2 separate regions of the Homo sapiens genome follow, and region 1 is linked to region 2. The links are chromatin contacts, found by Hi-C or POLR2A ChIA-PET in ENCODE. All regions are on one chromosome and are shown on one strand. The core of a region is the stretch at or near the end of the contact, and the rest is flanking DNA. Distances in the headings are between cores, read along the strand shown. Region 1 overlaps ITGA1 (integrin subunit alpha 1). Region 2 holds the start of PELO-AS1 (PELO antisense RNA 1).

Region 1 (6,619 bases), core at 4,023-6,522, 37 kb before region 2:
GAAATCCCAGCACTTTGGGAGGCCAAGTCAGGCGGATCACCTCAATTCAGGAGTTCAAGAGCAGCCTGGCCAATATGGTGAAACCCCATCTCTACTAAAAGTACATTAAAAAAAATTAGCTGGGCATAGAGGTGCACACCTGTAGTCCCAGCTACTCAGGAGGCTGAGGCAGGAGAATTGCTTGAACCTGGGAGGCAGAAGTTGCAGTAAGCCGAGATCGTGCCACTGCACTCCAGCCTGGGTGACAGAGTGAGACTTCATCTCAAAAAAAAAAAAAAAAGATGATGCTCCTGAAAAAAAAAAGCAAGTGATTTCACCTCTATGAACCTCAGTTTATCACATTTGAAATGAGCTTACAAATAACTTTCAGGTATTAATTGCTGCAAGAAATACAAATTATGCATTTAGCAAAAGAGAATAATCAAAAAATGAGCTAACTGATTTCGTAGGTAGAATCCAAAGAATCAGTATACCATTTGGCAGTTGATTTTTCTTTCAAAAGAGGACTTTTCCCTAATTTTGATGACTGTATCTTGAAACACAATACAGGTATGTTACATCAGTGGGGATGAGACAGCAGATTCATGGACTTATTTTCATAGCAAATCTCCTGTTTCTAAACTTGGCTGCAATGACATACATGAAGAAAATCTAAGATGAGGGTGTCAGGCCTTCTAAGTGGAAGAGCTAGCCAGGGAGGAGGAGTACAGATGACACCATTCCATTCAGTTAGAGTCCTTGGATTCTCATCTCAGTTGCTCAAAACATGATGCATATCTGTGATACCACCTAGGATCTGAGCCAATCACAAGTTGGGCCTTCTTTCACTCTAATGAAAATTTACTCCCCTCTAACCTATTTTAAGGGTTGCAAGTCTATTACAAGGACAGGGTGACCCTGCAGTGACTCTTTCTAGTATATTAATATTCTACTAAGGAATTCACCGACCTGAACCACCTGAGAATCAGACAGCATATCTAGAAAGTATGAGCTCTATAATGAAGAGCTGGAGAGGCCCCTCTCTTCCCCAAGCCTGAGCCCTGGTACATTCTTGGTAGCTCTTACCTCTTGCCAAAGCCTCCTGGTGGAAAGAGTTAATTCACCCCATTCACATGGTATAAACTCCTAAAGTCATATATTCTCACTGTAACTAAAAGGTGATATATTAAGTATTTTCTATAACTCCAAATTTACTTTTACCTACTAAATTCAGATGAAATATATTCCATTTTGAGGCAATACAGGAGGTTGGAAGAAAAACATTTTAGTAATAAGAGTTTGTGAAAGTTGGAAGCCCTTTTCCTTAATGTATAACAACTTTATAATATTAGTCTTATGGGTTGGAAATTTTAATCAGTTTTATTACTCTTAATAGGTTAAGTGAGTTTGATCTCAGTGTGGATGTATATGGTTGCTGTAAAAGATAAAATTTGACTCAAAGTATAACTGAATCCAAAAACTCTATAGTACTACATCATTCTAGTTGGTTTGAAATCTGAAATGAGTATTTTTATAGCACCATAACCTTGAGAAGGAGGAGCCACAGACCTCTAGTGGTAAAGATATGGGGAACAAAGAGAATTAAAATATGACAAATAATTATAGGGCCTTGGCCAATGAGTACAGAAGCAACACAACCATTTGGAAATGACATCATAATCTCAAATACAGAAAATTTATATTTGATGTAAAAAATAATATATCCAACTCAGTGTCTCCTTCAAACAATTGGAACTTCCCAATACAATTAATGTTAAGAAGAAAATCTGGCTCAAGAAATCTTACTAAAATTCTTTCATCAGAAATGATGTAATATGTCAGCAAGATACCTACCTCCATCAACAAGTTTAGAAAAGCAAATCCAAATAAACACCTCAGTATTTAAGCATTTTCCAAGTTTCATCCTGGGAAGCTGCTTTTTAACTTCATCTTGCCATAGCAAGCGAATTGTTTTGACTTTTAGTGCTAAAGTCCTGTGGGTCTCCAGTTATTACAAATGGTATTTGAACTTCAAAGTGAGTGTGTGTATATGTGTATATCTGTGTCTGGTGGAAAGGAGGCAAGGAAGTATAGTTCTTGATACAAAGTAGCTGTTTAATACAAGTTTGTTAAATGGGACAGGATGGAATAAATCAAAAGAAATGAAGACTTTCAGTATAAAGGTCATTCTGGCTGTAAGAAGTTGTCCCATTTTATAAGTGCTACCCAGAATAACTCCTAGAGTGTTTCCCAAACATCCTTTCTTAAAAAATCTTCCTTTAAAATTTTTCTACATAAGTTTGTTCTTTCATGGTGTTTATTTTCCTTTGTAGTATCTACAGACATCTGCTCTTTCCCCATATCCTCCCACCACAAATAAATGCCTGCTTTGCCAGCTCCTCTCAGACCTACTCTTGATCTCTAAAATTCTTAAACAGTTTCAGAAACCAACCCCCTTCACCACATCAGCATCATCTTTCGGATCTATGTTTCACCAAATAAAAAAGCTGCAGAACCTCAGGGGTCCCTGGATCCCACTGTGGGAAACACAACTCGTGTGTTTGTGTAAGCCACATGAGCACAGAACTCTGTTCTCCAGCTGCCCTGGCATCCTGAACGCTGAACTCATTAATTTCCGTGACTGCACAGCATGGAGCACTGCATACGGAAAGGCGTACTACGCTTCAAAACAAAGCAGGGTGGCATCCTATTTAAGTATTTACCCAGAAATATGATATTGTAAGCCTTTGCATGTATAAGAATCTGAATAAAAGTGGTACTTTCGTTAGTGGAATATTTTCCATGAATTTTATTCATTTACTTATAACTTTTTCTCAGTAAGATATTGCCAGTTATAAAGGTATTTTTGTTAGTATACACAGCAGGCGTTTTTGAGGGTCAGTAAAGCAAAGAGGTAGTATACACTGTAAAATAAATTATTTTTAATTTACCTACTAGCTTTAACTGGCAATTGCAAATTCCAGGCACTAAGAGATTCCATTGTTGATTCTCCTATACTATTTAACAGGCTAATTTTTCTGGATGACTTGGATGTGAGCTTTTGAAGGCATACACATGTTCCAAGCATGAGGGTGAAACAGGAGACACAGTTACTACTTCACTTACTTTCATTGCTTCACCTAGGGACAGTGAGTTATCTTACTTCTTTTTTGTTTATTTATATGTTTAATAATTCCAGTGGAAATTAGAGAACTGAAAATCATTTCTTTAACCTTGTATACTATTTCTGCTTTCCTGACCCATGAAACTACCTATTGTGCATACTAACAAAAATAACCATAGGATTGGCAATGTGTTGCCAGCTCACATATCTTACTGAGAAGAAATTATATGTTAATTAATAAAATTCATTTAAAAGAACCTGCTAATAAAGGTACAACTTTTTCTTCAGGTTCTTTCTTTTAAGGCATGAATGGACAGAGTACATAGGACAGTTGGGTAAGACTTGACCCTGAGATTGAACCAATGACATCCTAAAAGTGTGCAGAAGACAGTAACCAGTTACCTAATGTTCAAATAGTACAAGAAGAGCCAAAAGCTATTCTCCCTTTCCCTAATAGTGCAATTTGGAGTTTGGAGCTAAAATTGTTTCGTGAAAACACATTCAGATGTAAATAAAAATAAAATAGAAATGAATGAAAACAAAAAACATATTCAAATATACCTCAAAGTATTTATTTAGATTATTGAAATTTAGGAGCCAAAGTAAAAAGTTTTTTAGAAATATGATCATTCATATGCCTTACGGTATCACCTATAACATATAACATATAACAGGTATTCTTCACTTAGTGAAATTCCAACATATGAAAAAATCTATTAAATTATGTTGTGACTTTGTTGTTGTTGTTGTAGTTGTTGTTTTTGTTTTGAGGCAGGGTCTCACTCAGTCACCCAGCCTAGGATGCAGTGGTGCAATCATGGCTCACTGCAGCCTCGGCCTCGCCAGCTCAAGTGATTCTTCCACCTCAGCCTCCCAAGTAGCTAAGACCAGAGGCACATGCCACCATGCCTGGTTAATTTTTGTATTTTTTGTATAGAAAAGTGCTCGTCACGTTGCCCAGACTGGTTTTGAACTCCTGGGCTCGAGTGATCCGCCTGCCTCGGCCTCCTGAAGTGCTGGGATTACAGGCGTGAGTCACCACACCTGACTCAATGTTGTGATTATTTAGACTGGAAAATAATTACTGGCATTTTAAGTTATCTACCACATTATTTCAAAAATGAAGCATGCCTAGACTTTTACAAATGTTTTAACTTGTATACAAGGTTTTCAAGACATAATCAAAACATAAAATGAGGCCTACCTATGTTTTATTTTGCTGTGGGACTTAAAGAGGTATTAGATTTAGTTTGACCTCTCTTTTTTTATTTGCCATATTTCTCAGAAACAGGAGGCAAAATATACGGATTCATAACATTTCTTTTGTGATGGAATTCAACTGACTAAATACTTTCTGGTTTAACACACAAGTGGTCAATCATTAACATTAATAAATTAAGGTCTTCATGAAGCTAACTAACAAAATGAAATACTGTGCACACTCTGACAGTGTACCTCAACCAAAACCAAAAACCTATTAAAAAAAATTGTCCATCCTAGAGTCACCTAGTAGCTTTAACTAGCAATTCCATATTCAGAGATGCCATTGTTGATTTTCCTATGGTATGTAATAGACTATTTTTCTCAATGTCTCAGTACTGCTTCTAATCATACACTGCCACTTAAACTAAAATGATTCTGTATAATTTCTCTCCCTTCCTTGCTTCTTCCCAGCTACTTATTATAGCAATTTTCCATTATATCATTCACTACCAAATATTTCCTTCATTCAGAAGTTTTTCGGTTCCTCTGCTCAACTAAAAACTTGTCCATTTTATGAAGAGAAAATAAGCCAAACGAATGTAACTTGTTATTCACCTGAAAACGCTTAGAAAAGAAATCAGAAAGTATTTTAAAGGGCATTAAAGTTTGTTTATAAGAAAATAAGAAAAGTCTCAGTAGCTTGGAATGTTGAAATATTTCAGAAGGCAAGGGTCACTAGAATGCTTATTTTTGTTTCAGAGGAAAGAGATAACTTTTTGATGCTTTCTTTTCTGTTTTGAGATAACTCTAAACTTTGTTTTCTTAGTTATAATTGCTGTTGCTAAGACCAGGATGATCTTTCAGCACTTAGAACATTAGTTGGGCAGTAACATCCTTCGATCCAAACTCTATTTCTATCTAGTAGCATCATCTTTTACATTCTTTCCATTAGTCTACAAGAGTATCTTGAAACTGAAGTAACTGCAGATGTTATAGTCAATATCCCCAAGAACCGGCAGCCAATATTTCCCTTAAATGGAAGCATTCTGATACTTAGAATCACAACACTAGTGACTAAGTATTTGTTATATATAAGGATCTTAAAATTCAGGGTAGAGGTTACATTTGCATGGGAGAAGGGGAGGAAAAAATAGGGTCTAAAAGGGAATAAAAACATGGCTTTAACTTTATATGTTTTTAGAGGGAAATGCTAACTTTCCACTTCTGACATTTCCTTCCATGGGGTGAGTGCCTCACCGGTTGTAATACTTCTCGGCTATTTCTCAACCTGCCCTTCCTTCACACTAATTGATTGGTGAGTCTGGAAGGAGACACTGTGTGGCCAGCCCCATCCTCTCTTTCTCATTTTCTTTTAGAACTGAGCCTGCCTACGTTAAGAAAATGCTTTGCTTTGTTCGTCCAGTGTCAGGCTCTCGGCTGGCGCTGGAGTGTAGACAGCCTCCTCTACGGTTCAGTAGTGGGAATTTAATTCATCAGCCATGCTGATTCATCAGTCTGATTCTTTGTCATTTCCCAATTGGTTCTGATCTCAAGTGAGGAAGAGGTTTGGTCTTTACTGGACTTTCTCAAAAATCCTAATAAAGTTTTATTTCTTATGAAAAATAAACAATTACAGAAAAATGTTTAGATTTTGCAAAGCTGGGTAGAGGGCACATTGCTATTTGATATATTATTCCTCATAATTTTCTCGTTTGCTTGAAGCATTTTATGATAAAAATGCCTTTAAATTTTCCTGTATAATTATCATTATACATTTGAAGACGTAGTAACAGGATACTTCTCTAAGATTTTCTAATTTTATCAAAATTGTCCCCTATTTTCTTAACTATTTCAACAATGAAATCACAGTGCCATTCTTGCTTCTTAGAGAAGCAAAAAATGCACAAAATAGAAGAGCTTGATTGAATGACCTTTATTATCTTTATACATGCTCTAAAATCTTAATACTTTCAGCCACATTGAGATCAAGGAATGGGCCAGGAGCAGCAGATCTGAGAAGGCACAAGTAGACAAAGGCAGAGATTTGCTAATTTCAGAGGTAGGCAAAATGAACAACCAAGTGGCGGAAATCTGGCCAAGGGTGATTTGTTATGGGAGCTGTCATCTCGCATTCATATTCTGGTGTACATGACTGAGATTCAACTTCCAAGGCGGGACCAAAAAAAGACAAAGATTTTGGAAATCAAATTGGCACTATATTATGATTAAAGTTCAATTTGCTTACACAAATGTACTGGCCAGAAAAGATACTGACTTGCTAGAATTTTCACTAGTTCCTCTTTCCATAATTTT
Region 2 (6,242 bases), core at 929-3,428:
ATTACTGAGGCTCCTTCCTTAACTTTTAGGAATGTGCACCAAAAATAATAAAAATAATATTTTAAACTCAGAGGTATTTGCACAATTCCATAATTATAGTAAAGAGTATCAGAGTTTAAGTCAATGATAGTAAAGAGTATTGGAGTTTAAGTCAACTGCCACATACTAGTCATGTGACTTAAACTTTAGAACAGGCTTCTTCACAACTAAAATAGTCCAATAAAAATGTGCAAACCCAAATTAATGCCACATACAAATATAAAACAGAATTAAGTATAACTTTGACAAGCAAAAAAATAAATAAATAATATAGCATGTTTTGGCGCAAAGAACTAAAGTCCAGACTGGGAATGACTTCCAGCTTTGCCACTAATTAGCCACATAACAAGCAAATCACATACTTTAATCTCATTTTAAAAATAAAGATGCCTCAAGGAGATTATTTTGACAATCCCTAGCAGATCAAAGTTCTAAAAAGCTAAAAATAACTGATTTAAGTTACCCTCTAAATCAAATATGACTAATGCTAACAACAACAAACCAAAACCAAGAATTTCCTTTTAACATGATTGGTTTAACAAGCCTTTGAAGAAAAATATTTAAAACTTGTCTTCAAGTCTACTAATTGTACGGCAATCATTTAAAATAGTAAAACTATTTAAATCTAAAAAAAATGTAGTGTGTGGAGGTGGGGAGAAAAGGGATCATTAAATGCAATGCAAGAACACCAAGCAGAATTAAAATAAAGAAATAATGTAAACAGGATAAGATAGCAAAAGCTTTTTCTAAGGAAAACTGTTTCAAAGCATGCAGTGTGAAATTTTGCAATCTATCCCAAACAATATACTGCATAGGCATCGTCTTTAAATACACACATTTTCTGTTTCCAAGTACTACAGATAACTCATAATTCCTATAAAAAATTACACAATTTAATCAAGATGGTAGTACGTGGAGATTATTTCCTTTTAGTTTATTGTTTAAATACATGTCTTGCCAATCACAAAATATCTAGTGTAGCCAAAGACATAAGAAATCCCTGTATGAATCAAAAAGTGCCATTCTTGCAGCTTTCTGTCACAAGGATGCTGAGAAATGTACTGTAACAGTTTAGGAAACACAAGATTGTCTCAATTTTAAGTTTCAATCATTAATCCTCTTCAGAACTGGAATCACCCTCTTGGTCAGAAAGTTCGGGAACAGGGAAGCGGAGAATGGCAGCTACCCCAGTCAACTGGCTGAGCTGTTCCCCAGAAACGTGAAGACTAGAGAATATCCTAACGGTGCCTGCATTCTCTTTCACACTGTCCACCAGCCTCACATACCGGCTCCGTGTGGCTACATCCTGATGCCTGAAGAGCTCATCGCTGATGAGCAATGTGTCAATTGCCATGGCTTCATTGGCCTTCTCCACCTGCTTGAGTCCATAGAAAGCTCGATCCGGTTCATGCTGTAACATTTTATAGAAGTCATCCAAGGCTTTGACTTCCCCAGCAGCTTTAGTGTCTGAAAGGCGGCTAGCCACAGTAGGGTCACAAAGGGCCTCTTTCAGGGAGTACTTGTGTCCGGAGGAGGCATGTACCTAGAATCACAATTACAAAAGTTAGGCAAAATAATCTCCTAGAACACCCATTAATCAGCTCACAAAGGCTTAAAGCCAAAAGCGCTAGTAAGGCTTCATATGTTTCAGCGAAGTTTACTCCATAAATTTGCTAGACATTTAACATTCTCTTTTTATTTCATTATCTCATGAAAATCCCAGCTAAGTAAAGACTTTCTCTTCTTATTTTTCCCAGTTCTAAAACTTTAGGAGTAGTTTATACCAATCCCTCTGCCCATTCTTAATTATCCCTGGGTAAGATTGTTTTACCTGAAGAAATTTGGACCGGTTTTCCAGGAGCAGTTTGTTGTCGGTCTTCACTGCTTGTTGAAACAGGTAGTCGCAGAACTGCTCCCTCACAAATCCTGGGCTGGCCACCAGGATGCACTTTACAACATCAAAGTGTATGTGGCGCTGGATAGCCTGGACCACCTGTTCATAGAACCGCTCCAAGGCCCGGTCATGCTGAGAGCAATTGCCTTTCCTTTTCCTAGGGATGTTCACCTCCACCTTGGCCCGAGTGAGGGTCATGCTGGGAGTGACTAAGCAGATATGGGCGAGGCCTTCCTGCATGACCACAGCCGCCACATCAGCGCTCCAGGCTGGGTCACAGGCCTGCTCGATGCGCTCCAGTACCACACTATCCCACTGCTTCTTGGCCAGGGTGAACTGGCGGTTGGGCTCCAGCTCGATGGTGTGGTAAGCCCCCATCTTGACATACTCATTCTCTTGGATGTTGGTCCCCTTAACCCGCAGCTGGCAGGCTTGAGAGTCGAAGTCGATGGCCTCCACGCAGAGAGTGAGGGTAGTGCGGACCCGGTTGCTGCCCACGCTGCCCGTGGAGGACTCTGTCTGTACCTTGCGGATGGTGGAGGCGCGCAGGCTGTCGCCCACCTGCACGAGGTTGTAAGTGTGCCACATGTCCTCAGGCTCCTCGGGGACCAGGGTCACCTGGCCCGCATTGTCCTTCTCGATGTTCTTCCTCACGAGCTTCATGGCCAAGGAAGGGGCTCACTGACAGAACCAAAGGAACCAAGGAGGTCCTCACCTCCGCCCCGGGAGAGGGGATGGGAATGCAGGCCAGGAAGGGGGCGGGGCCCGGTTTCTAAGGGCACTTGCCTGGCGGGAAGGAAACACGCTTGCTTCGACTCATGCAGCCTAGGGCAGCACTTCCTCTATCCTTTCCTCTCTCAGTCTCCCGGCGCGCTGCGTCTAACAGGCTCGGGGAACACTGCAGCGAAAATCTACCCCTACACAGTTCCCGCTGGCAGCACGCAACAGCGGGCTGACGAAATGAAGGCGCATGCGCAGCCCCCGTCCCGCGACCCGACGCACGTCTCCCGTCCCCAAAGGAGAGGCGGGGCCGCAGTTCGCGCGTGCGCAGGCGCACTAAGCTGTGAGGCGCTCCGGACGAATGAACTCCCTCAAGAAGGTGCACAGAGTGGTGGCGAGTCCTTTATTTTAATGCCAAACTTCAACTTCCTAAGTTTTCTCTTCCATCCCTGTCTGTGAAGAATCCGGGGAGTGTGTGAGTGCAAATACTAGTTTTACCTGCCTGCGGCTGCCACTGCAACGCTTCCCTCTGGGTAAATCCAATTTCAAAGCTTAGCAGTAAAAGTAGCTCTCAGAAGTGCAGATTTGGCCCCAACGGCCCAAACTATGCTCGTTTTTGCTCTTGCCTTATCCGCACTCGGACGCTACAAGCCTGTTGGAGCTGGTATTTAGAAGCGGTTTCTGAGAACTACTGGTCACGTTCTGTCTGGGCTCCCAGCAACGTGTCCAGCTGTTTTCTGCGCCTAGTTACCGTGTCTGCACGATCTGATTCACCCAGATGTTAAAGCGCTGGTCCCAAGAGAGAAGAAACTATGTGTGGAATTTACCCCTGGGTGGACCTCTCAGTTGCTTGACCTGATGTCCTGGGAATCCTAGGCTCCAAAGTTGGCAGCCTCAGCTTTCCGCAGCCCAGTAGCCTGTGAAATGTTTAGGTTGGGGGTTGGGTCGCAAGAGCTTAGGGCCAGATCTTCACTGCCAAAGCTAAGCTAAAAGCCGAGGCTATGGGAAGTGGGGAAAAACTATTAACTAGGACTGACCCTGATTGAATAGCTACATAATTTAAAGAAAATCCTTAAGTTACTTAGCATTCTTTATTAGGAAGTGGAAATGGAGAAGTGGGATTGCCTCTTTAAGAGACCGATGAATAGAAAAAACAAAAGAATCTAAAAGTTTCTTGAGAGCTTAGATGGAGTGGAGGGCAGAGAAGTCCTGCACACATAGCTTCTCACTGTCTTTTCTGTCTTTCTCTGTGTGGATTGGAAAGGGGAACTAACCAGCCTGAACAGATGAAACAGGGATGAAAGGAAGGAATCTGAGTTTGGCATAGGCGTGTGGAAGGAAAATAAATCTCGGATCCCCAAACTCATTAAGCCAAAGGGAAAAGTTAAGCTGGGAACTGGGTCACGCAAAACTGCCTTGCCTCTTGGTTTTTAAATGAGATGGCTACCAGATGAAAAGCTACACACCTCGCTCATATTTTGCCCACAAGGAAATTCTCAGTGAGCGCCAAGATCTTTACCATAAAGTGTTTCTATGAAAATTTACCATGGCAATGTAAATAGATAGCTTCTGTTTTCAGGTACAGTCACCCCTCTGCCCTCCTGACACAAATGCATATCTGATTGTTCCCCTGCCCCATTTGTCTATGTTATCTTACGTAAAAATGCAGATTCAGATTGACTAAGCCAGACAGAGGCATGAATGACTATTTTCCCCCTGCTACCCTCTCACATGAAAACTGTATTTCTCAGTATCCCACCCTTTCCCCTTTAAATTTGGAGCCCTCAAAATCATCTTCCCAGAAAGGCATAGACCTGTCTTCCCCGCGCACGTCCTTAATTTTGGCAAATAAACGTCCTAAAATGATTGAGACTTGTCTCAACATTTTTCTCAACTGACAGGCTTCACAATTTAAACTTAAGTGTCATTATCTTCCTAAGAGATTATCAGGGGACGGAAAGGTCCCCTCCAAGGGGAAAGTCCAAATAAGAACCACTACTTATTAATATTTGTGGCCTCTTTTCTCTTTGTTTCTCGCTCTCTATGTCTCCCCTTACTTCCTCCTTCTTCCCACCTTCCTATCATACTGAGTACCCTCAAGAAGTTCCTAATTCACATTGCCTTCTTCCAATTCCAGGAGAACCCAGCAACTTTTCACTAAGCAAAGAACTAATCACACTCAAGTGTGAAGGTGATTTGCCTATCCAAAGGACACTGTATTTTAAAAAAAGTATCTTGTTAACTTAAAATTCCTAATTGGTAGGGTGAAAGTGTGCTTGTGTGTGTATTTGTGAGAGAGAAAGAGAGAGAGAATGAGGAGATAATTTTGAACTGGGGCTTTGAAGTGCTCCTTGATCATCTTTCTAAGTACAATTTATCTTTCCCATAGTCTGCCAAAGATTAAAAGCCACAGAATCACAGTGGTAAGCACACAGTGGGATCTTAACAAAAGGTTTTTATTGAAGAGCTATCACGTATTGAATGTTTATCAAGTTCTTTCCTATGCTCTAATTCTCCCCTGTAAGGTAAATATTTGTTATCCTAATTTTATAGAAGAAAATCAACTATGGGGAAGTTAAGAAATGTTTTCAAGATCACATGACTAGCATTGAAATTCAGGCCTGCATAACTCCATACCCTCTCTTTCTACTACCACCATCCTATATTATGAATGTTTGTAATCATCTCCTTCACTGCAAATTATGTGCTATTATCCACTGTCACTTCCCCTCAACTGTCACCTTTACCAGCTAAACAAAAACTCACAGCTTGGGAACCAACCTAGAGGATTTGAAAGGCACTAGTCCCTTTCCTGCTCTTTTATCACCTCTTAAAATTATTATACTTTTCTCTTCTACATAGTTTTTTTTTTTCCTTCTGTCCAGCCTAGGTCATCATCATACTCTTAGAGAAAGATCTAATGTTCTACTTTAGAAAAATATACATATATTTATCTGTACATTAGAAACCTGTGAAAAACCCTTATTGACTCTTAAATCCATGGTTAAAAAAATTTTTTTTTAAGTTATGAGGCAAACCACTTTGGGCCATTTTAAAAAATATCAGTGTGCCTCCATAATTCAGTATACTATAAAATCTTTCATAGAATTACTGTTGTATGTGAAACAACTGCAATAGTTGGGAACTTTTTTTTTTCCTTAGTAATTTAAGCCTGTAGTTGACTATTAGATGTTTTCACCCAGATTTTGTTTATGGCTTAGTATTTCTAGACCAATCATTATATTTTTATTTTGATTCATTTTGGATTCCCATTCCCTATGAATTAACGTCTACAATCCCAATTTGCACTGGCCTTACAAATTTACTTCCCACTTTTCCCCTCAGGGCACCCTATATTCCACCTTGAAAGTAACCTTTGTTCCCTACATATGCTAGGAACTTTCTCGTTTGCTACCTTAACTCATACTAACTTCTCTGTTTAAAATGTCACTTCCTTTCATCCCTGCTTCCTTTAGTGCTGCCTATCTTTAAAGTCCAGCTTAAATGTTATCTCAAACTTGAAACCATGTAAACTTGAATCCATGTTAATTTAAACATGTATCTTTTTTGTTGAACTCTGGAAGGATTT

Evidence for each region. A loop is a pair of places that touch in the nucleus more often than their neighbours do. ChIA-PET counts read pairs that join two places held with the same protein, here RNA polymerase II (POLR2A). Pooled maps may share reads with other maps.
Region 1: a loop to region 2 is called in a map of IMR-90, with 5 times the contacts of the local background. The contact joins the enhancer-like site here to the promoter of PELO-AS1 in region 2. A Hi-C loop is called at or near these places in 14 of 168 maps with a recorded cell type or tissue (A673, IMR-90, Right ventricle myocardium superior and 10 more), 1 of 37 single-sample maps with no recorded cell type and 12 of 50 pooled maps. POLR2A ChIA-PET finds 5 or more read pairs at or near these places in 19 of 52 experiments (AG04449, AG04450, BJ and 13 more).

What each region holds. Positions count from the first base shown.
Region 1 is chr5:52,836,349-52,842,967 of GRCh38, reverse strand. All of the region lies in intron 1 of ITGA1 (integrin subunit alpha 1), which reads right to left. Among named protein-coding and RNA genes, the nearest start is that of PELO-AS1, 39 kb to the right of the region's middle. Within about 2 kb of position 5,272, at least 9 of the 41 ENCODE cell types and tissues checked have a DNase peak (open chromatin) inside an H3K27ac peak, as active enhancers do; they include IMR-90, ascending aorta, endothelial cell of umbilical vein and 2 more, where a contact is called at or near this core.
Region 2 is chr5:52,796,749-52,802,990 of GRCh38, reverse strand. PELO-AS1 (PELO antisense RNA 1) reads left to right here and starts at 2,178. Exons shown (of 5, transcript NR_186455.1): 1 at 2,178-2,299. All of the region lies in intron 1 of ITGA1 (integrin subunit alpha 1), which reads right to left. PELO (pelota mRNA surveillance and ribosome rescue factor) reads right to left here. Exons shown (of 3, transcript NM_015946.5): 2 at 1,871-3,106; 3 at 1-1,582. The coding sequence starts at 2,596. The coding sequence ends at 1,151. RefSeq lists enhancers at 1,668-2,367, 2,368-3,066.